Linked DNA regions of Homo sapiens: all the other regions are linked to region 1. A link is a contact called in ENCODE Hi-C or POLR2A ChIA-PET data. All regions are on one chromosome and are shown on one strand. Each heading gives the region's core, a stretch centred on a gene start or an enhancer-like site at or near the end of the contact. The rest is flanking DNA. Distances are from core to core; before and after follow the strand shown. Region 1 holds the start of NOL7 (nucleolar protein 7). Region 2 has its middle 51 kb from the start of RNF182. Region 3 overlaps PHACTR1 (phosphatase and actin regulator 1). Region 4 overlaps LOC105374936 (a long non-coding RNA gene). Region 5 overlaps TBC1D7-LOC100130357 (TBC1D7-LOC100130357 readthrough).

Region 1 (4,667 bases), core at 1,417-3,916:
ACATTACCTCAGTGAACAAGGGGAAGCTCACAACAGGAACTCACACAAAGAAGGAAGAGAACAGTACCAACAAGGTAGAACATCACGATGAGAAGAAAGAATGATGCAAATATGTGGACCCCCAGGATAAACACAGCTGCCCAAAATTTAGCTCTGGCCCCCTTAGATGGGGGAAGTCAACAGTGAAGTGTTTCTCAGCATCATAAAGGCAGAAGCTGTGGTTCCTGTGGGGCCTGCCAACCGTTCCCAGATGCTGAACTCTGCTGGGAGTTTTTTCCATGGGACTTTAAAAAATGATGCCCTTAGGTTGGGCCAGACCTCTGTTAACTTCAGTAGGGATGGCACCAGGTTCAAGAGGCCAAAGAAGAGACCTGGAGCTAGTGAAGGAAACATAGGGTTTATTTGGGGAACCTTACAGGGTGGTCCAGTGGCCGCGGGCTGGACAGAACTGCAACCACTTATAAAAAGCATGCAGTTTACATAGCACTTTCACTCAGCACCCTCCCCTCAGCAGCCTCCACGTGGCAACCCTCACTTCTTAAGTTATTGCTGTCAGATGCATCTGCCATACAGGGTCATTCTCAGGGGATGCTTAAGTTATTTCTGTCAGGTACATCTTCCATACACTTTACTACCTTGGAGTAAAGTAGTAAGAATACAGCTTTTTCCTTAACCTTTACCAGCTAACTCAGTGCTTAGGGGCCTTGGAATGCCTGCTGTCCAGCAGGTGTCACAGGCCTGACTGGGAGGCATGGCCATTATCAACAGTGTATGAAGGTCACATATGGCTCCCTGAAGTGATTACATACTTGGACCACATCACCTCAGCCCCTTGCAAAATTGCATTTAATGTTACACCCTTGGCTTTTGTAGAAACAGGCAACAAGACACTATCATATAAAACTTTGTACTGCATTGCAAGGCATAACCTTTAATAAATCCCAGTGGTCCTTTGTGTAGGGAACGGGGATGCTCATAGCCTATGGGGCGGCTGGAGAACCAGTCAGGGACCCTGAGGGCTCGATGTACACTTTACATGGGTGGGCCAAGGAGTTTACACTGAGGGCACTGGTAATACCTGTAATAGTCTTATAGTACTTATAAAGCAGTTTTGCACATAAAATACCATCATGCACTTATAAGTTTGTTCTTGGGCTGCTCCAAGTTAACTTTATTCATTTTCCTAGTGTTAGTGTCTCAGGGAGTCTGATTATATTTTTGATTTGTAATTTCTATCTGACTAAGGCCTAGAGATTTCAAAACTGTTCTTTGCAATTCCTCTCATACTGAACCTCTGGTTCAGCAGCTTTTTTTGTTGTTGTTGTTTTCAAGTTTTATCATTTTTGTTCCTATTTGGTTTTGTCGTTTTTAAATTGAGAATTGCTTCTAAAACAGAAGACATGAAAAGAGAATTAAAAATACAATATATGTGTAAGATAGAATTATTCAACTTAGCATTTATTAAACATCTACCAGATGATAGACATTAGAAATAAAATGACTAGCAAGACCTGGCCCTTCCCCTCAGGGGTTCACAGAATGGCTGGAGCAACTGTCATATAAGCTGTTATGAAGTGCAGAAACTACACAGACATTTGTGCGGGTTCAGACCAGCGCAATTAGAGATGGGCAGAGTGGGATGGGGTAGGGGTAAGGTGCTTGAAATTTGCCTGGGTGGGAATTTTTGAAGTATAAAAAGGACTTCTACCTGGGGGGCTGCGGCAGTAGAGGGAAGAGCACGGTCGGTACAAATGCATGGCAGGTGTGAAACAGTTTGATTTGTTCAAAGAATGATGAATCACTTAGTGTTGTATAATGGATGGGAGGAGAGAAACACAGCGATCACAAAGGGCCATGTTTGCCAAGAAATAAAATATACTTGGAAAAAAAGTACGTATGTGTATATACCACAAAACTCGGGTGCATTCTCTAGGGACCGGCGAAGCCATTCTTTCAGGAGATATGCTCAGCATTTGCCACGGGCCAGCTGCTGTTCCAGGTCGTGGGTTAGGGCCCGGCACCAGGAAGGGCGCCCCTCCCACAGGGCCGACATCCTAACCGGCGTCGCTGCGGCCGCGGAGCTGGGAAGGCCGAGGGCGCCGGGCACGTCTGTGCAGATTTCTTTAGAGTCCAGGTCTGTCGCCCGCGTCTTCGTCGGTGGCAGCAGGGCTGACTGGCCACGGCGGCCATCTGCTAGAGCGCATTTCTTCCCATGAAACGCCACCTCCTCCGAAGTGCGGAGCGAACGCAGCCAAATCTACACAAAGACTGACAAGCTGGATCCACTCGACGGAACCCAGGGCCAAAAAACGGCGGCGAGCAGCGCCTCGGGCCCGCGATTACCGGTTTTCTGAGCACCGGACAGCGTGAGCCGTGCCAGCCCTGTCTCGCCATCCCAGCCGAGGAGGGCAGCGCGATGGCTCTTCCCTGCCTTGAAATCAACCCCATTGCCAGCCGCTTTCGCCGGCAGAGCATTTTCCGTGGGGTCCATCCGGCTCCAAGGCGGCCTGCGCTGGCCACGTGGAAAGAAACACGCCCACTGCCTACAGGCCACGCCCTTCCTCCCTTCGCGCATGCGCCCCACCCGTCCTGAGGACCTCCGAACCTGCAGGGGGCGATGAAAGTAGGCTTGCGCTCCGCTTGTAGCTGCTTCCGGGTCAGAGGTCAGACGGTCTAGCGCTGCGTGGGCCATGGTGCAGCTCCGACCGCGAGCGTCTCGCGCCCCGGCGTCGGCGGAGGCGATGGTGGACGAGGGCCAGCTGGCCTCGGAGGAGGAGGAGGCGGAGCACGGGCTGTTGCTCGGGCAGCCCAGCAGCGGCGCGGCCGCCGAGCCCCTGGAGGAAGACGAGGAAGGGGACGATGAGTTTGACGATGAGGCCCCGGAGGAGCTGACTTTCGCCAGCGCCCAGGCGGAAGCGAGAGAAGAGGAGCGGCGAGTGCGGGAGACCGTGCGCAGGTTCGGAGCCCGCTGCCCGGCGGGGAGAACCGCCCTTTCTCGTCCCGCTTGTCCTTCCCTTTGCTGACTTATCACCCTTCCTCCCAGGGATAAAACGCTCCTGAAGGAGAAGAGGAAGCGACGCGAGGAGCTGTTCATCGAACAGAAGGTTAGAGGCTAGGGAGGAGGTGTCTTATTAAAACAACTCGGCTCAGGGAGAATTCCTATGGTGGATGTAATTTGGGTTGGCAGGATATTGGAGTGGGGAAACAGTCACCAAGATTGCCTCTGACAGTGGTGGAAAGATGCTCGGGCCGGGCGCGGCAGTACTTTAGTTGGACGAGGTGGGCGGAGCCCGGGATGTCGAGGCTGCCTGGAGCCGAGATCACACCACTGCGCTCCAGCCTGGGCGACAGAGCGAGACCCTGTCTCAAAAAAAAAAAGTTCGTCTCCTTTAGTGTCCACCAACTGAAAATAAGAGGTTGCTGTGAGAATTAAATGAGGTGATTTGTAAACTGTAAGGGCTGTACAGACTTAGTGTATGGTTGCTTTGCTGTCTGATACTCGACACAGAGAGCTGGCTCCAGGCAGACATTACTTAACTGCTTTCAATTTATAACAGTGACCTGAGGGTTAGAATACCGTGGGCACCCTTTCTAGTTTTCATCAAGTCTTTCAGAGAATGTGGAGTTTTGTGGACCCGGTCTTCCCATAGCTTAGAGGTATGGGGGCAGTTTCCAGCCTAATTCATTTCTTTGCCTAGATGTAGGGCATTCTTAAAAGCGGTAACTTCAGAAGCAACTCCGGACATACTATGTACATGACTTTCTATTAATTTTAAACGTTTTCATTCCAAAAGAAAAGAAAACTCCTTCCAGACACTATTTTGGAGAAGTTAACCACAGCTTCACAGACTAAGTAAGTAATGGATCTTTTTATATTACTTGCTTATATACACCCATCTTTGAATTATATACTGGTACATTTATTTGAATCCATATAACTGAAGGAATTGTAGAACCCAAATTCAAAAGCTACCTTGGTATATGAATTTGATGGGAAAGACGGAGGTAACGTTCTACTTCTTATTTTACCATTTATTTTTGTTCATTCCCATAGCTAGCTTTTGAATTCCTGATCCCATTGTGTTCATTCAGTACATTTTGTTGACTGCCTGTCATTGTACTAGGGCATAGTGGGTGGTGGTGAATAAAAAGTGTTTTGAATCATTTAGTGGGGTAGCAGGCACTTATCCACAGGCTCTGAAAACTTGATTTGTCCCATACTTGCCTTACCTGCCACCAACCTGTCCTTCCTGTTCCCCACTTCATTTAGCATCTTTGGTGTTTTATGGTTTAAAGCGAAAAGCTATAGTCGTCTTTGGGAATTGATCAAACCCTACTAAATTTAGCCTTCTAAATTTTTTTTTTTCTATCCTCTTTTTCTCCCCTTAAGGCTTTAAATTCAGAAATTCAGCCCCCTTTTGCTTAGGCCAGTGACTCTCAAGTTTTCAGTAAAAAAACTTTACCAAAGAGTTACTCAGATCCTGAATACATTAAACGTAAGAGCAAATCTATTTGGTGGCAAATTCCCTTTCATCTTTTAAAACCAAGCTCAAGTGTCACCTTTACCTTCTCATTTGCCCCCCCCCACCTCCCATCACTTCCGCTTTTGTGTGGCCTTTCTCCTGTGCAAATGCTTCTGTATTGTATTCTGTCCATTTACATTTCTC
Region 2 (4,284 bases), core at 744-3,243, 260 kb after region 1:
AGGGTGCTGATTGGTGTGTTTACAAACCTTGAGCTAGATACAGAGTGCTGATTGGTGTATTTACAATCCCTGAGCTAGACATAAAGGTTCTCCAAGGTCCCACCAGAGTAGCTAGATAGAGAGTGTCCATTGGTGCATTCACAAACCCTGAGCTAGATACAGGGTGCTGATTGGTGTATTTACAATCCCTGAGCTATACATAAAGGTTCTCCACGACCCCACCAGACTCAGGAGCCTAGCTGGCTTCACTCAGTGAATCTTGTACCGGGGCTGCAGGTGGAGCTGCCTGCTAGTCCCGCGCCTCTCAGCCCTTGGGTGGTTGATGGGACTGGGCGCTGTGGAGCAGGGGGCGGCGCTCGTCGGGGAGGCTTGGGCGGCACAGGAGCCCACGGAGAGGGTGGGAGGCTCAGGCATGGCGGGCTGCAAGTCCCGAGCCCTGCCCTGCCGGAAGGCAGCTAAGGCCCAGTGAGAAATCAAGAGCAGCGCCGGTGGGCTGGCACTGCTGGGGGACCCAGTACATCCTCTGCAGCCGCTGGCCTGGGTGCTAAGCTCCTCATTTCCTGGGGCTGGCAGGGCTGGCCGGCTGCTCCCAGTGCGGGGCCCGCCAAGCCCACGCCCACGCGGAACTCTAGCTGGCCCGCAAGCGCCGCGCGCAGCCCCGGTTCCCGCTCGCTCCTCTCCCTCCACACCTCCCTGCAAGCTGAAGGAGCCGGCTCCGGCCTTTGCCAGCCCAGAAAGGGACTCCCAGGGTGCAGTGGTGGGCTGAAGGGCTTACTCAAGTGCCGCCAAAGTGGGAGCCCAGGCAGAGGAGGTGCCGAGAGCGAGTGAGGGCTGTGAGGACTGCCAGTACGCTGTCACCTCTCAACAGCATATTCAAGGTGTGGTCTTGGGGTTTCAGGCAGCTCCAGCAGCATTGGCTTTGGCTTTCATTTTTTTTTTTCTTTGCTTCTGCTGAGGGTGATTCCAGGGACTTTTTAACCTCCTGTCTATACTTCTGGTTCAATCTCTTTGCACACAAGGAAGCAATTTCTACTGTACGGGAAAGGTTCATTTCCCCATGACCCCCACATTTTGTTTTTCAAGTGCTCAACAATTGGGAACAAGTTTATTGTCATCCAGGTGAGGCAGTTAAGCGGGAGTGTCACACCAGTATTTGTGAAGGAGAGGGCTTAAATATGGGTAACAGGGGAATGTGATGTGTTTATTCCGGCAACAACCTCAGACATTAAACTTCCTCTTCTGATCCTACACCACTCCTTCCCCATCACCAGTGGTTAGGCAACAGGGTGACTCTCATGGGCTGAACTGTGTTCCCCTTACCACCCACCCAGGTTTATATGTTGAAGACCCAACCCCTGTATCTCAGAATGTCACCATATTTGGAGATAAGGTCTTTACAGAGGTGACTGAGGTAAAATGAGGCCACTAGGGTGGGCCTTAATCCAATATGTGATGTCTAATGGAGAAACCAGGGGTCCTGGGGCACAGAGAAAAGACCATGAGGACATAGCAAGAAAGTGGCCATCTACAAGCCACGGAAGGGAGGTCTTGGGAGAAACCAACCCTGCCAACACTTTGATCTTGGATTTTCAGTCTCTAGAACTGTGAGAGAATCAATTTTTGTTGTTTAAGCCCCTCAGTGTGTTGACTGTTCCGGTGGCCCTAGCAAACTAATACAGTGGCCTTGTGCAGGTGAGACAGTTGAGAAAAAGAGGAAAACTGGTTTTCCCTCTTTTCCGGTGTGTGTGTGTGTGTGTGCGTGTGAGAGAGAGATTAGAGGGCGGGGAGGGGAGAAGAGAGGAAGCAAGCTAACCGGAGAGAGAGCAGGTGAGTTTTCTTTTGCAGAACAGAGTTAATGAAGTGGCAACTCTGCCTTCCCTGTGCCTTTCCTGTGAATCTGGGAATTTCCACCCGTCCCTCCCACGAAGTCCCAGTAGGATCCCTCGGGCCGGGCAGAGCCTGGCCTGCGGTCCTGCTGGCTCTTCGCCAAGCTGCCCGGTACTCGCAGGGTGATGGGCAGGGACTTGGCGGGAGGCAGAGGGACGTCGGAGGGCAGGGCGGGAGTGAGATCGCCTCTGGTTTCTGTGGAGAACTCCTGCACCTGGGTCAGGGTCTCAGCCACGGACAAGGGGCGTGGCTCTGCAGAGCGAAGCAGCAGCTCCACCCGTTCGCAGGGAGGGAGGGGGCGGAGGTGGCCTCACTGCCTGAGGGGGTCCTACCCCTCCCGAGGACGCGACGCAAAAGCCAGTAGACTCACGACGCCCCCCGCATGTCACACGACAAGGCCAGCAGGGCCGCCACCAGAGGGCACCAGCGGCTGGGACCCGCAGGAAAGGGAGGAAGAACAGGTGGCGCCGGTGAGGCGAAGGCGAGGGCACGAGGGGGTGGCCTGCGGCCCGCGCTGCTCCGGGGAGGGGCTTCCACCTGGACAGTGACGGAAGCCAGGGCGACTCAACAGGACACATTTGCACCATTTGCACGGCTGGGTGAAACGACAACCCCTCAGCTGGGCTCAAATTACCTGAAGGGCCTGCATCTACAACAGATTAGCTTTCGGTTTTCCTCCCGGGCTGCTCCTAGGGCACCCAGGGGGAGAGTTCCACAAAGTAAGAGTCATTAAAATTACCAATAAGAAGAGGAAAACTGCTACGTATTTGTTCTGATTGAGCTGAGAATCCTGAATCCCGAGAATCCTGAAATAGAATTGGTTCAGGGACCACCGTCTGACAACTATTGTGTAATCCTCCGTCACACAAACGGAAGTCTTCTTATAGGTGTGCCCTTCACTGTGTCTACAGGCTGGATTTTAGGACTAACACGAGCACCGTGCTGTAGCTTAACACAGAAAATCCCAATGTTAGGACAGAACACTACTAGCCGTAGTACAGAGGGCCACTTCATAATAATAAAACATATTTAGCAGGAAGAGAGAATACTTGCGTGCACTTAATAACAGAGCTTTGTGGTATACCAAGGAAAATGGACAGAACTATTAGGAAAAATAGACAAATCCACTCTCGTAAATATTTTAAACGCACTATATTAGATCATTCTTGCATTGCTGTAAATAAACACCGGAGACTGGGTAATTTATATAGAAAAGAGGTTTAATTGGCTCACAGTTCTGCAGGCCGTACAGCAAGCTTGTCCAACCTGTGGCGTATAGGCCTCATGTGGCCCAGGACAGCTTTGAATGTGGCCCAACACAAATTCATAAACTTCCTTAAAACATTATGAGACTTTTTTGCAATTTTTTTTAAAGCTCATCAGCTATCGTCAGTGTTAGTGTATTGCATGCGTGGCCCAAGACAATTCTTCTTCCAATGTGGCCTATGAAAGCCCAAAGATTGGACACCCCTGCTTTACAGGAAGCATAGTGGCATCTGCTCAGCTTCTGTGGAGCCTCAGGAAATTCACAGTCATGGTAGAAGTTGAAGCCGGGCAGGCATCTCACATGGCAAATGCAGAGGCAAGAGAGGGAGAGCAGGAGGAAGGTGCCACACACTTTCAAAGGACCAGGTCCCGAGTGAACTCAGCATGAGAGCTCATTGATCACCAAGGGGATGGCCCAAGCCATTCATGAGGGATCCATCCCCATGATCCAAATACCTCCCACCAGGCCCCACTTCCAACACTGGGGATGAAAATCAACATAAGATTTGGGTGGGGGGGTGGGGGACGGGCGCGGTGGCTGACGCCTATAATCCTAGCACTTTGGGGGTCTGATTCGGGTGGATCATCAGGTCAGGTGTTCGAGACCAGCCTGGCCAACATGGTGAAACCCCGTCTCTACTAAAAGTACAAATACTAGCTGGGAGTTGTGACACACCTCTGTAGTCCCAGCTACTCAGGAGGCTGAGGCAGAAGAATCGCTTGAACCAAGGAGGCAGAGGTTGCAGTAAGCTGAGATTGGGCCACTGCACTGCACTCCAGCCTGAGCGACAGGGTGAGACTCTGGCTCAAAAAAAAAAAAAAAAGATTTGGGCGGGGACAAGTCTCCAAACTATATCAGACTTTTCTCAATTATTGAAGATCGAAAGATTGTAAATCAATAAGGACATGGGTGATTTCAATACTACTACTAGAACTAATAATACTATAATATATTATAAAACCTTGCATCCAAAAGTTGGAAGATATATGTATTTTTTACCAGTACACCTGGAACATACACAAAAATTGACCATGAATGACCCATAAAACTCATCTCAACAAATTTCAGAGATCACCTATTTTGACTAGAGTGCAATTAAGGTAAAGATCAACAGGAAAAGATAACAATTC
Region 3 (4,654 bases), core at 134-2,633, 350 kb before region 1:
GGAGCATTCATCGTCCAACTGAGAAGATCTTCATGTACGCAGGTATCACCAATGTAATGGATAAGGCCATCGTCAAGATGGGGAACTCCATAGACAGAACTACTACCTCTGCCTGGTAGAATCAGAGGAGGCATCTCAGCTTCCCTAAACTGTGAATGTGCTACTGGGTTGTCCTACTGTGAATAAGGGAGTGAAGGTAAATGAGGCATTGTGGCCAGGCTGTGGTGTGGAGTGAATTCAAGCATTATTCTTAGCGCAATGTCAGGCGGTGGAAGGCTGGTAGCAGAGGAGTAAAACAACCAAGCTATGTCCTCCCCGCCTCCCAACTTCTCCTCTGCCCCTTCTTAGCACTAAAATACTAAGAATTTTGACCAGGACTGGCAGTTAAAGTATTCTCTTTGTTCCATCGCACAGAGATGAAAAAGCTGAGGCTTAGAGAGGAATGCCGTCTCATTCAAGATCTCACACTTGTTAAACAGCAGGCTGACCCAAGCTGGTGACTGGCATGCATCATACTGCCCAAAGCCACTCTGAAGGATAGGGCACCCCTGGGCTTTTATCACACCTGAGATCTGCTGAGTAGCAGGAATTAGGAAATATTAAGAGAGAAATATGAGACTATTAGTCAAAGGTATCATATAATAGAGAAAGGTTTAGTAAAATAAGGGCTCCAAAAGGCCACTGGATTAGACAATTGAATCATCGATGACCTTATCAAGAATTGATTCAGTAGAGCAAGGCTTCTCAACCTAAGCACTGTTGATGCTTTGGACTGAATGATCTTTGTGGTGGGGGCTGTCCCATGCATTGGAAGATGTTTAGCACCCTGGCCTCTATCTACCGGATGCCAACAGCACCCTCTCAATCGCAACAACCAAAAATAACTTCAGACATTACCAAATGCATCCTAGGAGGCAAAATCACCCATGCTGAGAACCAGCACAGTAAAGCTGTGTGAACAGAAGCCAGACTGGAGAGTTACTGAGACCTCGAGCCTGGACCACCCTTTCGAGAGGTCTGGCAGCCAAGAGCAGACAGGTGAGAGGGGTGAGCTGGAGGAAGAGGCTGGCGTAGGAGGACAGCTTTGTTCGTTTGTTGTTGTTTTAAAGAGTTTTATTTCTAATGGAGAATACAGTTGTTTGCCCTAAGGAAAGAACCAAGAAAGAGGTAAAGGTTAAAGGTAAGGAAAAGTCACCAAGTAGCATCCATTTAATTATTTCACAAACATTAAGCATCTCCAGTTACCAGACTCTGTGCTAGGCTCTGCAGATGTCATGGTGAACAAGTGAGAGGTTCCTTGTTCAAAAGATAAAAAAATATTGAAAAGTTTGAAATGGCAACAGAGCATTAAACCCCAAGCAGGAAGCCCTTCTGTGCAGGGGTGGAGTAGGAGGGTGTTCTGTGCACCTGCTCAGATTCTATGGACAGGAAGCTATCCCTGGTTGTCTAAGTGAGGCAGAGGTGGCCCTGGCCTCACAGAGTGTAAGCCTTGTTGTCTGGTGAATAGGACAGGCAATAAAAGAAAGTAAAACAAGCACTGGGGTATGGAACATGCAGGAATATTGTTGCACACTGTAGGACACCTAAACCAAGAGATTTGCAGACAGAGGAAGTGATACTGAAGCTTTAAGCTGTAACGTTAGGGATTATTGTCAGTTAGACAGACAAAGAGGAAGGAAAAGAATGGTAAGGCTATGAGGAAGGGCATGCAAATCTGGAAGGAACCAAGAAGAGATCATTCTGGGTGAAGGACAGAATGGGCAGATTCTTGACAGGCAGGTAGCCAGATCATGAAGAATCTTTCAGAACACTGAGTGTTTTGACTCTGTCCTGTGAGCACTGTAAAGGCATACTTACTTTTCAAGCACAGAGTGGTGTGATCAGATCGGTCCCTTAGAAAGATCATTCTGTATGGGCTGGAGGAGGACCAGAGTGGGATAGGCTGGCAGCAACTGGGAGAGATGCTGATGGACTGCTTCCCCAAGGTGGTGGTAGATGGAATCAGAGATGGTTTGGATATAGGACTCTTGGTGGTTGATTGGCCATCAAGAGTGAAGTTCAGACAGGATGATTCCCAGTTTCATGGCCTGGGCATCTCACTAGGACTCCATACAAGACCACTTGGAGAGGAAGATGTATGGGGGAAGAAGATGAGTTAATTCATTTGGGACCCTTTAAGTCTGATGGCCCATAGGAGTACAAGACAGCAGTTAGAAAGGTGGCCAGGAACTCAAAAATATGACTGGAGGTTTAGATTTTGGAATCATCAGCATATTGATGCTATTGGAAGTCATGAGTGTTGATGAGATCATCCAAGGAGCATGTGTGGCATCTGAACTGGTGGGATCTGGGTTAAATAGTTACTAAATGAGCATCTATTATGCTCTCTATGCTCTCTTAGGAACTGGGGATGTAGTAATAACCAAGGCCAGACAGAAATGCCCCAATCCTCATGGAACTCATAGGTTCTCAGGAGGAAGTTTCCAAAGGATGTAGAGGGGATAGAATTCAGTGCTTCTCCCTTTCCCCTGATCCCACCAAGCCCATCTACACTTCTGGATACCTGTTAGAAAACCCCATCTCCTCCTACTTTTGGAGAGAGGATCTTATTTTCTGTCATTCTCTGTGAGGACTTTTGCATTTCCTCTTTCCATCTGTCTGAAAATGCAGTTACCTTTCTCTGGTGCTGAGTTGCAGAAAACCCAAGTTAATTCTGTTTTTCCTTTGTCCTGAAATGCAGATACAGTTTCAGAGATCCAGACTTTAAAATCAAGGCCCTCAAAACAATAAGCAGTTGTAAATGCTAATGAAAGCTGTGACCTTGGTGTTCTGGAAACGGCAGAAAGCCCATTAGCTCTGTGCAGCACAACTAATCTCTGTCAGCCTCAACAAGTCAGACCAACAAAACCTACAAGGGTTTTGTCACTTCTCTAGGGAGATGCTGTAATGTGCAAAGACAATGCTGCCTGCTCTGCATACATTTAAAGCATCTTGCCACTACATTCTCTACCAGTCTTCTTTTTCCAAGGTCAAAACTGAAGTGTCCTTTATTTTGGGCTTTTAGTGTTTTTTTTTTTTTTTTTTTTTTTCAGTCTTTCCATGCAAAAAGAAAACTTCAATTTATTTGATTATTTCTTATGGTCACCAGTAGAGACAGCATTGTTCAGACTGAAAAAAAAAAAAAGGCAAGATCCATTCTTAAATTTTTAAAGAAAATAGAAGGCTCACATACAGCACTTGATAGCATGTGGCATTTAAACAGGAACCCAGAGATTTTTTCAGTTCACTGAATCATTTAGCCATAGTCCATGGTAAAGAAAAAACCATTTGAGGCATGGAAACCATTTTGCTGCTCAGACATATTTTATAAACCAGGGTCACATATATAGTAGCAAAGCTACTTAAGATCCCTTGAAAGTACATTAAACATTTAATTTTGGATGATTCATTTTATGTAAAAATTTATCTCCAAAAATCATTGCCTTTGACACCTAGCAAAGTGATCACGTTTAGATATACAGTCAGGAATTTTGTTTAATTTAATGTTAGTTTTAATCAGATACAACTAGTTAAATCTACTGGCAAGGTGGGAGCAAAGGAGATACAGTATATTCAGGAGGCATCTTGACTTTGATTCTTGGAGTTAGCAGCTCCTTGGGATGATTCATACAGGTGACCACGTCGTCGTGCTCTGCTGCTCAGCTTTCTATGTTAACCAGTACTTAAGAGATGCACCAGGTACATCGATCATAAAATGAGCCAAGCAGATGGCTGCTTTGCTTGGTGAAGATGGCAAGATGCCCTGGGTGTCCCCCGAAAATTTTGATGACTAGAATTCCAAAGCTGGAGCTTTATGCTTTGGGTTTGTGAATTTGTCTCTGATCAAAGACAAATCTCCCAGTGAATGGTAAAATTTTAAACTAAAATAAGTCATCTTCAGTGTATCTCAACTTGAAAGAATAAGCAAAAGCTATCAATTGGGAACTCTTCTATAATTCCAATACGGAACATTGCAAATCTACATGCAACCCACTCTGTCCTGCTTCCCTGCTGTCCCAGTAAAGAGCTGTTCTTCTTCCACTCAAAAATAATGCTACCTCCATCCCTTGGATCCCAAGCCCTCCTACCTTCTCAGGACTCATGCACTACCAATTGGGCCTTTCCCTTTTTATATATTCAGCTTCTCCCTCCACCCCCCACCATCTAATCTGGATTATTTCCATTAAACATGCCCCATTTTCATCCATTAAAAAAATAAAATTTGGGCTGGGTGTGGTGGCTCACACCTGTAATCCCAGCACTTTGGGAGGCTGAGGGTGGGTGGATCACCTGAGGTCAGGAGTTCGAGACCAGCCTGGCCAACATGGTGAAACCCCATCTCTACTAAAAATACAAAAATTAGCTGGTGTGGTGGCATGTGCCTGTAATCCCAGCTACTCGGGAGGCTGAGGCAGGAGAATCACTTGAACCTGGGAGGCAGAGGTTGCAGTGAGCCGAGTTTGCACCACTGCACTCCAGCCTGGGCCACAGAGTGAGCCCTCATCTGAGAAAAAAATACGATACAATTTGGCCAGGTGTGGTAGCTTATAACAGTAATCCCAGCACTTTGGGAGGCCAAGGCAGGAGGACAGCTTGAACCCAGGAGTTTGAGACT
Region 4 (4,536 bases), core at 1,058-3,557, 260 kb before region 1:
GGTAAGACCTCGTCTCTACAAAACATTTTTAAAAACATTAGCTAGGCATGGGTCCACATTGGTAGTCCCAGCTACTTAAGAGGCTGAAGCAGCAGAGTTGCTTGAGAGCAGGAGTTTGAGGCTGCAGTGAGCTGTGTTTGCACCACTGCACTCCTACAGAGCAAGACCCTCATCTCAAAAAAAAAAAAAAGATGAAAATAGATGTGATTTCTATTGGTGATAAAGACACAGATATTGCTTACACAATTGTGATTTGTTGTCATAATCAAAGAAAATACTGAATTTCACTTAGAGTTAGTGAAAATAAAGATGCATTTTTTTCCCCACCTAAGTTCAGAGACACCCCTGCCCCCAGATTCATACTCCAGGCTGGGAGCCACTGGCATAACTGACGGATGAAAAGAAGAGAAGAATGGACACAGAGAGATTGGAGGTGGAGAATGAGAGCAGGCTTGTAAGGAATGAGATCCAGCATTAGAAGGGAGAGATGTATCTTTCCCTGTGACTTGGTTTCCCCATTCAAGGAAGAGGAAGTAGGTGGGTACAGCATATATTAGGTCATCAGGAAAGCAGGTAAGGAAGCTTTCCTCAGATGGCCTCAGAGTGAATGAATGGATGAATGAAAGCAAGAGGTTGTTTTAAGCAAGTAAGGGAGAAACCCGGATGTTACAGGAAACCTAAGGAGAGAAGTTCCGGAACTGATCTGAGGACTGAGCCAGGGAGTCCAGGAGAGCAGAGGCCAGGGGCTAGATGGAGTGGGTGAGCATCCATTTCTGCTGGCCAGGCTGGTTCACCTGGGGACTTTCTTCAGAAATTCTGTGCTGCAGGAGGAGACAGCAGATTGAAGTGACAGCCTAGTGGGTGGATTCTTTGAAAGCTGAGGAGGAGTGAGAAGCCTTGTGCGTGCGTCAAAAATAAATAAATAAATAAATAAATAAAGGCTAAATGGTAGATTTCTGAGTGGAGAGTGTGTTTGAAGGGGCCCAGGGAGGGGACTAACACATGGTGAAATGGCAGATGCTGAATCCTTGAAGACTTCAGGTTCAGGGGATTTGCAAATCGCAAACGCAACAAGAAAGGACGAGGGGATCCAAGGTGCACTCGGGGTCTTAAGGATGTTGCTCATTTAACACAATTGTTGGCATTAAAGAATTTCCAGGAAATGTCAACAGTTGGGTAGCTTTGAACAGCCCTAAAAGTGACTCAGCCAGATGGTTCCTGTAAGAATTCCTCCCTCATTCCTCCTTGTCTGCCGTCCTCCTCCTCATACAAGCTGTTTCCAGAGTGCAGATTAAGGCTTGTCAGCCAAAGAGGAACCCTACTTCAGATATCTCAGGCAACATTTACTTATCTTCACAAGCTTCCTTATTTTAAGTGCAGAGCCCTCTGACCTTTCGCTGTTTGTTCCCCTTCATCTAATTTACCCTACGTGAACTACCGCTTTTCCTGCTCCCTTCTCCTTCCCTTGCTGGTCCATTAATGCCAGCTCCTTCCTCTCTTTTTTTCTCTCCATCCTTTCTTCTCTCCTGTTTCCTCAGGGAGATGTCGAGTTTTAGCACTTCACAGCCGGAGTGATACAGAGCTGCTCTTTCCAGGCTAGCTCTGTCTTTTGCTTCATGGCAGAAACTTGAGTGTCAAGTCCGGATCCCTTGGCCTAGAACTCTGAAGAGTCAGCCTCATTTGTTAGTTCCGAGACAGACAGCTTTGGGAAGCTGAGAAAGCGCAGATCCTGGTCTTGCTCCTCTCCCTGGAGTTTCACTAGCTCTCAGGCCTGCTTGGCCTTTGCTTCTGAGGAGTCTGGAGTGATTTGCCATTCCCACAGGCGCCTCAAATAGCCTATGTCTGACTTAAATCTGATCTAGACCCTTTCATCCTTCCTACAAGGGAGTTAATGACATAGGGAATTTCAACACTGAGCCTGAACCTGTGGGGTCTGTGCACATGACCTGCACATCAGGTGCAGCCCCTCAGGCCTTCCTAGGGTCCCTCCTTCCCAGGGCATTGATGGCCAATGATGAGCAGGTCAGAGACAAAGGGGCATACATACACATGTATTCCAGACTGTTGTTCTAGGATTGAGTCCCTTCAATGAGCGAGAAATGAATTAATCTATAATTGCCCAAGAAGGCTTCTAAAAGTGACTTAATCTTTCGCTTTCATTCATGGCTGAAGAGAAGCAGTTAAGGTGATTAGAATCTGTATAAAATCAGGAAAGAAAGGTGTTTCTATAATTAGAATGACATTTTAGAGGAAGTCCAACAACCAGCTTAGGTAGTTTATCTTACAGAGTTGTGGTTGGACCACAGCAATGCTACAAAAGCTGTCACAGCTCAAGTCATCGTTCAGGAATTTACCCAGCAGATGTAGACTCAGAGATAGGATTCAAAAGGGAGCCTCAACTTGAATGCACAAGGCAAAGGATTTTGAATAGCTTCCATTTGCATCAGTTTTTTGTAGCAGTCTTGGCTTAAGTAAATTGTAACACTGCGCTTCTGGCGGTGACTTGGCATAAACTCTGTGAAGTGATGTGCCTTCTTCATCTCTATCATCTAGACTTCTTGGACAACATTCCCTGCAGGGGCCATTACTACTGCCAAATGCATAAGGGCTGGGGTGGAGGAGTGAGGGCGCCAAGCCCAGGGGATATCTAGGCAGAGGGATCTTTCCTGCTTAAGCAAAAGTTAGGTAAATAAGGGTCAATAACATGGTAGCCTATGAATTAGAGTGAGGTGAAGTTATTTTTGTTTTCATTTCTATACAGAGTTGTGCATACATCATGTATCTGTAATTCATTCTTACAGTAATTGTAAGTCATTTCATTTTTTAGATCGAGTCACCCAGGCTTGTCACAACAGGTGCTAAAAATGCACAAGATAAAAGAAGCAAGAAGTGAAACCGGAAAATGGTTCTGTGAATCAGGGAGGTGGGGTGTATAGACAGACATCAGAGGACACCCAGGTTTCTCTTCATTTCACCAGTAAAGAGCAACCTGAATGACTTACCATGCAATTATATCTGTTCTTTTTAAGCAACAGTTCAGAGACTATGAAAGCAGCGCTGATCATATCATGTGGTTTACTAGGAGGCATATAATCGCAGGTTTACAAAGCAAGAAATGGGACTAAATTGAGACAAACCAACATCACAAAGAGAATCCAAAATCCATGAAAGAAGAACTAGCTCCTAGATTTAAAATTTATATAACTGGTTAGGAGATTCGAGTTTTCATTGAGGGTTGGTTCTCAAGTCACATTGCTGAAAGAAACTTAGGGGAATGGATGCCATCGTGATGACACTTCACATTTGGGTGGATGGTGCTTTTAGTTTTGACAAAGCACTCTCCTTTTTGGCCTTATTTAGAACTGCTGTTAGATTTACTGCAGAATCATGTGGTATGAGAATGTCATATGTTCAAGACAATAATCTATGTGGATACAGGGGGTTGCTACAATGTTATCATAATAGATGGACTGAATTCTGGATGTATTTATATCAGGACCTGCTCATGAAGGAGTGAATGAGATTTCAGATTTTGCAGTATTAATTCTTATTTTTAAGTGAAGGGGAAACCATAGACCAGAAGGAACATTCATGAGCATTCTCTAAGACTCAGCAAAAGATAGAAAGGAAAGGCCAGCCCCTCCATAAAACACTCTATGTCATGCAAATTTGAAATTAGGCTGAGCTCAATCTGCGATGGTTGCCCTTAAACACTGCTAAGAAGGAAGTAAGCAAAGACGCTCTTTTAAATGGTCAGTGCTGGGCACAGTGGCTCATGCCTGTAATCCCAGCACTTTGGGAGGCTGAGGCACGCAGATCGCTTGAGTCCAGGAGTTCGAGACCAGCCTGGGCAACATGATGAAACCCCATCTCTACAAAATACAGAAAAAAAAAAATTAGCTGGGCGTGGTGGCATGTGCCTGTAATCCCAGCAACCCAAGAGCCTAAAGTGGTAGGATCGCTTGAGCCACAGGAGGTAGAGGGTGCAGTGAGCTGTGATCATGCCACTGCTCTCCAGCCTGGGTGACAGAGTAAGATCCTGTATCAAAAAAAAAAAAAAATTGTTTTTCAGTGCTTGGTGTGAAGTATTAGGTTACAGTGTTAAAATACTAGAGAATTCTAGAGAATTCTAAAATTTGCTCCCCCAATCTAAGAGCTATGTTCTCATCCTCTTGTTGTCTACACTAGCTTTGGTTGTCCACACTAGCTTTGGACACACAAACACATACCCAGAGGCCATAGGTAGGTTACTTGCCTTTCATTTTCACATTTCCAAAATGAGGGTTTGAACCAGATGGCTTTGAAGTGCCTCCAGTTCCCACACGCGTTGGTTTTCAATCAAAATTGTAGGTCTGTTGATTTCCATTGTTCAGCTTCATGGATGCTGACTCATGAACAGCCTCCCCCAGCACACACACAAACACCACAGGCACCCACACCCCTCTACCTTGGATGCACCCATTCATGCTTCAGATCCCACAAACTGATCAGGCGCCTATATTGAGAGCAGCAGGGTGTAAAAAACAGGCAAAGAGC
Region 5 (4,359 bases), core at 1,296-3,795, 310 kb before region 1:
AACCAAGACACAGACTGAGTGATTGGCTTGGTTTGCAAAACTAGTGAGTGGGGCAGATGCTCATGCCCCCTGCCCGGTCCAAGGCTCTTCCTGTCACCTCTTCCATTACTAAGTGAAGGGGACACAGAATCACACATCTCACAGCAATTCTACCCTTCCTCTGGAGCTTCTGGACAGACTCAGTCCACCTTCTCCCTGGTGTGGCAGCACAGGAGTTGAGAGTTTCTACTAAAGATGTCTGGAACAAAACATCTATCTGTTAAATATGTCTTCCCTGCATGCTTGTACACTCCGAGAGGGCAGATACCATGTCTTGTTCAGCAATTAAGCTCAGTACCTGGCCCATAATTAAGACTGTATTCACATATATTTTGTGATTGAATGAAAACAAATAAAAAGACAAATGAACCAAACATATCGGTCAGAGGAGGGAGAAACGGGAGGTGGGAATGCAGGCCCACTGCGGTATAGCGTGCAGCCACCTGATGTTTAGGAGTGAATCTTCCAAAGCTTCTCCTCTTTGCTGCCCCCCTCTCAAATCTTCTTAGTATTATGTCCAGAGGGCAGGCAGAAGCAGGGAAAAGAGAGATGCTAAAATGTCCAGCAAGCACCAGCTTGCTACTTATTAAGACTCTAGGAAAGGATGATGGAGAAGACCAGGAAGTGACTCTGTGATAAAGCCAGTGCTTAGCGTGAGCTCTGGCAGTCCCGAGTGCCTGCCATGTAAGTTCCTGGTAAACTGCAAAGGAAAACCTCAGTATTAGGTATGAGTTGGAGATGTGAACCTTAAGCGCTTGCTATGACATTCAATTTGGAGTTGTGCTTAGGATGAGCTTCTAGGATTCTTGTGTGTCCTTCTCTGATGACATTCTCCAACTCCCTTTGTCATTGTCCTGGAGTAAAATCAGCCCCTGGGAGGGGGCTCCCCTTATGGGGAGTTATCACCTCATCTAGAAACTGTCCACTCACTTTTTAACCTCCCCAAGGCAAGGCTGACAGAGGGACCAAAGTGGAAAGGGCGACTGGTCGGGAAAGCCATGAAAGGCCAGCACCCCCACCGTGGTCCCCCAGAAATCACTACCACCCTCTGTTCTCCACACCGCCATCCATCACCCCTCCCTCCTACTCAAACTGGTGCCAGCTCTGGAGGAACATCAGCTGATCTAGGAGCCACGGCTTGTGCCAAGAGCCACGGACAGTTTCATTTGGCACACAGTCTCAAGGAGAAACGGCTCTTTGTTTTCACCAACAGAGGAGATGCCACCAACTCCTGCTCCCCAAATTCCCACACTCCTTTCCCTCTCTGTCAAGGGCAGAGGAAAGCACCTTCTGGCCCTTCTAGACCCAAAACACCCAGCTAAAGACAAAGGCTGCTGACCTTATGTGACCCGGGCAGATTCACTGTCCACACCCCACACCCCTCACCAGGCTCCCCAAAGGCTGCCTTGGCTGGAGAACTTGGGATGTCACTCTGCTGCTTACGGTCACAGAGCTCGAGCAGGCGCTGTCACTTGGGCCATGTGAGCCAGTGACTCATTTTAGGATCTGGTCCTGGGCATCTAAGCTCTTTGCTTACCCTCCTCATCCCCACTGGCTTCCCTCCAGGTTCTTCATTTTCAGACAGAAAACACCAAAACCTTGAGTCACCATAGGGACGTGATAACCACATGACAGGAAACTTATGCAATTCAAGACAGGGCAAGTGCCTGTCATACCCAGAGCTACAGTGCAAGAAGGTCCTCGGAGCTCCTTCAGCGCATCATATGATTTCAGTGTTGCCTCATAATTTTCAGGCGAACTTTCCATTAACAAAGAAAGTGCTTCATTCTCATGAACCCTGACCTCATTTCCTGAAACAGCCTTGACACACAAGCCTGTGTACACACAATCCTCTACACAATTATACCTCGACGCAATCCATCCATTCGATTTGTCAGCAGGCCAAAGCCACACCCCCAACACACACACACTCTCCAACCTTCCTCGGCCTTCCTTTCTCCTGGCCAAGAGGACTGAGATCTTCTCTCATCTGTGTTTAAGGCAAATCTCTAGACGGGAAAGAGCAGAAACTAAATTTGATCATGTTAAATTCCAGCTTTCCAAGGGCGAGGAAGAATCTCACATTTTAGCCGCAATAGTCTGTGACAGGAACCGTGGGTTGTAATATATGAAGGAAAAATTCTGCAGTATCCTGACAAAATGTTTTGAAGAAAAGGCATATGGATGTATTTTTATCAGGAACTGCGCTCCTCACCCAAGACAGCAGGCACAAACATTTTCAAAACACTCAGCTCTCAGCAAAGTGAAATTCTGCTATGAAGCGAAACTGGATGCTCATCCTCTCCATCCACCACTTTCTCAGGATGGGCCTTAAAAAAATCATTCCGCCAATCAGTGTTTTAATAAAAACTCTCAGATTGACTAACTTCAAGAAAAAATCGCCGCCCCACACCCTACAGCCAGAAAGGTTTTACCAAACTGGGTTTGACAGAATATACTTGCAGAATATTTATTTTTAGATCTCTCAGCAGTACAGTAAGAGTCTTTCGTTTCAGATCAGCTGGCCTCCAGCCAAAGCAGCGAAGTCAGAGGAACTTCAGCCCCTAAGCCTTCCTGCTCCCTAAGAGTACCAGCGCTCCTGCCTGGCTCCGGCATAAATGGTTGGCAATAAGTCATTTTTTATTAAAATTTTAACTCTAGGCAGCAATTTTGCTTTAAAAGGTTTTTCTTTGGAGTGCATTTTTATTTTAAAAAATTAAATACTCTTGGATATGTTAGTATTCAGAAGCAGCAGATTTCAACAGCTCACACTTTCTCTGAACTTTTTTTCAACAGATATTTCACACACTAAGGAGGGCCTGAATTCTCAGAATTGTACCTCTATAAGTTCATAGCTGCCCTCGTCTTTTAGGGGGTGGGTGGAAAATCCAACTCACCACTCAGGCTCTTGCAGGTCTGAAGGCTAAACCGGTGTGAAACAAAGGGTCCCCTTTCACTCACTACTCCCAAAGCCGGGAACTATCCAGTGAAGAGTGGCCATGCCATTTACGTGGCACAAGGTGGCCCAGGGGTGATGAGCTGTTCACCTTCACCGGCCATTTCTCTCACTGCTTTAGTGCGTGGCACAGTGCACCCTAACATCCCACATTTAACACCCCATCAAGAAAAATGTGAGTGCAGCAAAATATCCAACAAGTACTTGCTCCTAGGAGCAATTCAAACACATTTTGTTCAATAATGGTTTCATTCCAACTGGCCCAAAGAGAAAAAAGAGTAAGGAATTGTTTAAAGCCTGTTTAGCAAGATGAAGCCTCAGAAGGCAGTTGGCTTGGATTTAAACACGTATTGCATCAACAAAAGCCAAATCTGAGGTGTCAACAAAAGGAAGTCACTCTTATTCTAGAAACAGACCTTGAAAGTAACTAGCTTGGTGCTAATTAGAGACAGGCAGGGCAGGCTTAGTTATGCACTGCTGGTTAACACACCCACTCACCCTGACTAAACCGCTTTAAAATCAGGGAGCTATTTTCTAACAACCCTTTTGAAATGCTATTCAGAGATGAACTTTACATTTCTATGTAACTGCAAGATGCTGCTCGCCAACACAGCAACACCAGGCATTTCAATTAAATAATTTTATTGGGGGAAAAAAACCACTTTGAGCACCAAAGCAAGAAAAGTGTATTATTCAATCAGTTTCCCAGATCACATGCCAAGAACACAATGCTCACTGTGGTGCCTGGCAGACGGTCCACAACCAGCGGGTGCGTTCAGCTTGAATGGACCGGGGTCCCACAGTGTTTGTGCCACAAGTCAATGGCCTTGCTCACGATCGCGTCTGAGCTGTCCTGGGGAATCTGTGGGCAAGCAAATCAGTCTTTGTGAAATTTCAGTGTTGACAACTTCAGTGTCTTCCCTCATTCGCTGTGGCATGAAATCCACTTCCATGGGAGTTTGCACTGTTTTTCAGAAAGTGACAGCATAAAAGACTTGCGTCACATGCTACCTGAGGACATGAAAGGGCTCCAGTGTCAGCCTGCCTGGGTTCAAATCCTGCACTGCTCACTAACTGTGCACCCCCGGGCAGGTTACCTAAGCTACCTGGGTTTCAGATCCCCATCTCTAAAATGGGGGAAATGATAGCCTGACTTCACAGAGCTGTTCACAGTAGGACATGAGGTAACCCATGGAAAATACTTAGCACAGGCTTCGCACTGCTAGCCACCTCTGGTTATAATGATGATTATTCATTTATTCAACGCATATTGACTCAGTACTTTATTATAATTTACCAGGCCATTTTTCAAATGTTAATACTATTTTAAAAATGAATAGATTTTGGATTCTGTGAAAATCATT

What was found. A loop is a pair of places that touch in the nucleus more often than their neighbours do. ChIA-PET counts read pairs that join two places held with the same protein, here RNA polymerase II (POLR2A). Pooled maps may share reads with other maps.
Region 2: a loop to region 1 is called in a map of PC-9, with 13 times the contacts of the local background. The contact joins the enhancer-like site here to the promoter of NOL7 in region 1. A Hi-C loop is called at or near these places in 2 of 168 maps with a recorded cell type or tissue (PC-3 and PC-9) and 5 of 50 pooled maps.
Region 3: a pooled map shows a loop between it and region 1 (3-fold over the local background). The contact joins the enhancer-like site here to the promoter of NOL7 in region 1. A Hi-C loop is called at or near these places in 6 of 50 pooled maps. POLR2A ChIA-PET finds 5 or more read pairs at or near these places in 5 of 52 experiments (HEK293, OCI-LY7, T-cell and 2 more).
Region 4: a map of OCI-LY7 shows a loop between it and region 1 (3-fold over the local background). The contact joins the enhancer-like site here to the promoter of NOL7 in region 1. A Hi-C loop is called at or near these places in 4 of 168 maps with a recorded cell type or tissue (IMR-90, OCI-LY7, mammary epithelial cell and 1 more), 3 of 37 single-sample maps with no recorded cell type and 14 of 50 pooled maps. POLR2A ChIA-PET finds 5 or more read pairs at or near these places in 9 of 52 experiments (AG04449, Caco-2, GM12878 and 6 more).
Region 5: a map of endothelial cell of umbilical vein shows a loop between it and region 1 (10-fold over the local background). The contact joins the enhancer-like site here to the promoter of NOL7 in region 1. A Hi-C loop is called at or near these places in 1 of 168 maps with a recorded cell type or tissue (endothelial cell of umbilical vein), 3 of 37 single-sample maps with no recorded cell type and 6 of 50 pooled maps. POLR2A ChIA-PET finds 5 or more read pairs at or near these places in 3 of 52 experiments (AG04450, H1 and HepG2).

The regions. Positions count from the first base shown.
Region 1 is chr6:13,612,669-13,617,335 of GRCh38, forward strand. NOL7 (nucleolar protein 7) reads left to right here and starts at 2,667. Exons shown (of 8, transcript NM_016167.5): 1 at 2,667-2,956; 2 at 3,044-3,104; 3 at 3,795-3,853. The coding sequence starts at 2,691. It overlaps SIRT5 (sirtuin 5), which reads left to right. Exons shown (of 10, transcript NM_012241.5): 10 at 1-2,490. It overlaps LOC124901263 (a long non-coding RNA gene), which reads right to left and starts at 2,534. Exons shown (of 2, transcript XR_007059461.1): 1 at 1-2,534. RefSeq lists an enhancer at 1,880-2,049.
Region 2 is chr6:13,871,623-13,875,906 of GRCh38, forward strand. No RefSeq gene overlaps it. Among named protein-coding and RNA genes, the nearest start is that of RNF182, 51 kb to the right of the region's middle. RefSeq lists an enhancer at 614-1,196 and a silencer at 2,310-2,449. Within about 2 kb of position 1,994, at least 11 of the 41 ENCODE cell types and tissues checked have a DNase peak (open chromatin) inside an H3K27ac peak, as active enhancers do; they include PC-3 and PC-9, where a contact is called at or near this core.
Region 3 is chr6:13,260,173-13,264,826 of GRCh38, forward strand. The region is part of intron 10 of PHACTR1 (phosphatase and actin regulator 1); the gene reads left to right. Among named protein-coding and RNA genes, the nearest start is that of TBC1D7, 66 kb to the right of the region's middle. Within about 2 kb of position 1,384, at least 5 of the 41 ENCODE cell types and tissues checked have a DNase peak (open chromatin) inside an H3K27ac peak, as active enhancers do; they include OCI-LY7, where a contact is called at or near this core.
Region 4 is chr6:13,353,289-13,357,824 of GRCh38, forward strand. It overlaps LOC105374936 (a long non-coding RNA gene), which reads left to right. Exons shown (of 3, transcript XR_926496.3): 3 at 333-452. Among named protein-coding and RNA genes, the nearest start is that of TBC1D7-LOC100130357, 27 kb to the left of the region's middle. RefSeq lists a silencer at 2,328-2,417. Within about 2 kb of position 2,308, at least 12 of the 41 ENCODE cell types and tissues checked have a DNase peak (open chromatin) inside an H3K27ac peak, as active enhancers do; they include GM12878, OCI-LY7 and mammary epithelial cell, where a contact is called at or near this core.
Region 5 is chr6:13,301,331-13,305,689 of GRCh38, forward strand. It overlaps TBC1D7-LOC100130357 (TBC1D7-LOC100130357 readthrough), which reads right to left. Exons shown (of 9, transcript NM_001318809.2): 8 at 3,732-3,857. The coding sequence ends at 3,771. It overlaps TBC1D7 (TBC1 domain family member 7), which reads right to left. Exons shown (of 8, transcript NM_016495.6): 8 at 3,621-3,857. The coding sequence ends at 3,771. Among named protein-coding and RNA genes, the nearest start is that of TBC1D7, 25 kb to the right of the region's middle. RefSeq lists an enhancer at 1,771-1,820. Within about 2 kb of position 2,546, at least 33 of the 41 ENCODE cell types and tissues checked have a DNase peak (open chromatin) inside an H3K27ac peak, as active enhancers do; they include endothelial cell of umbilical vein, where a contact is called at or near this core.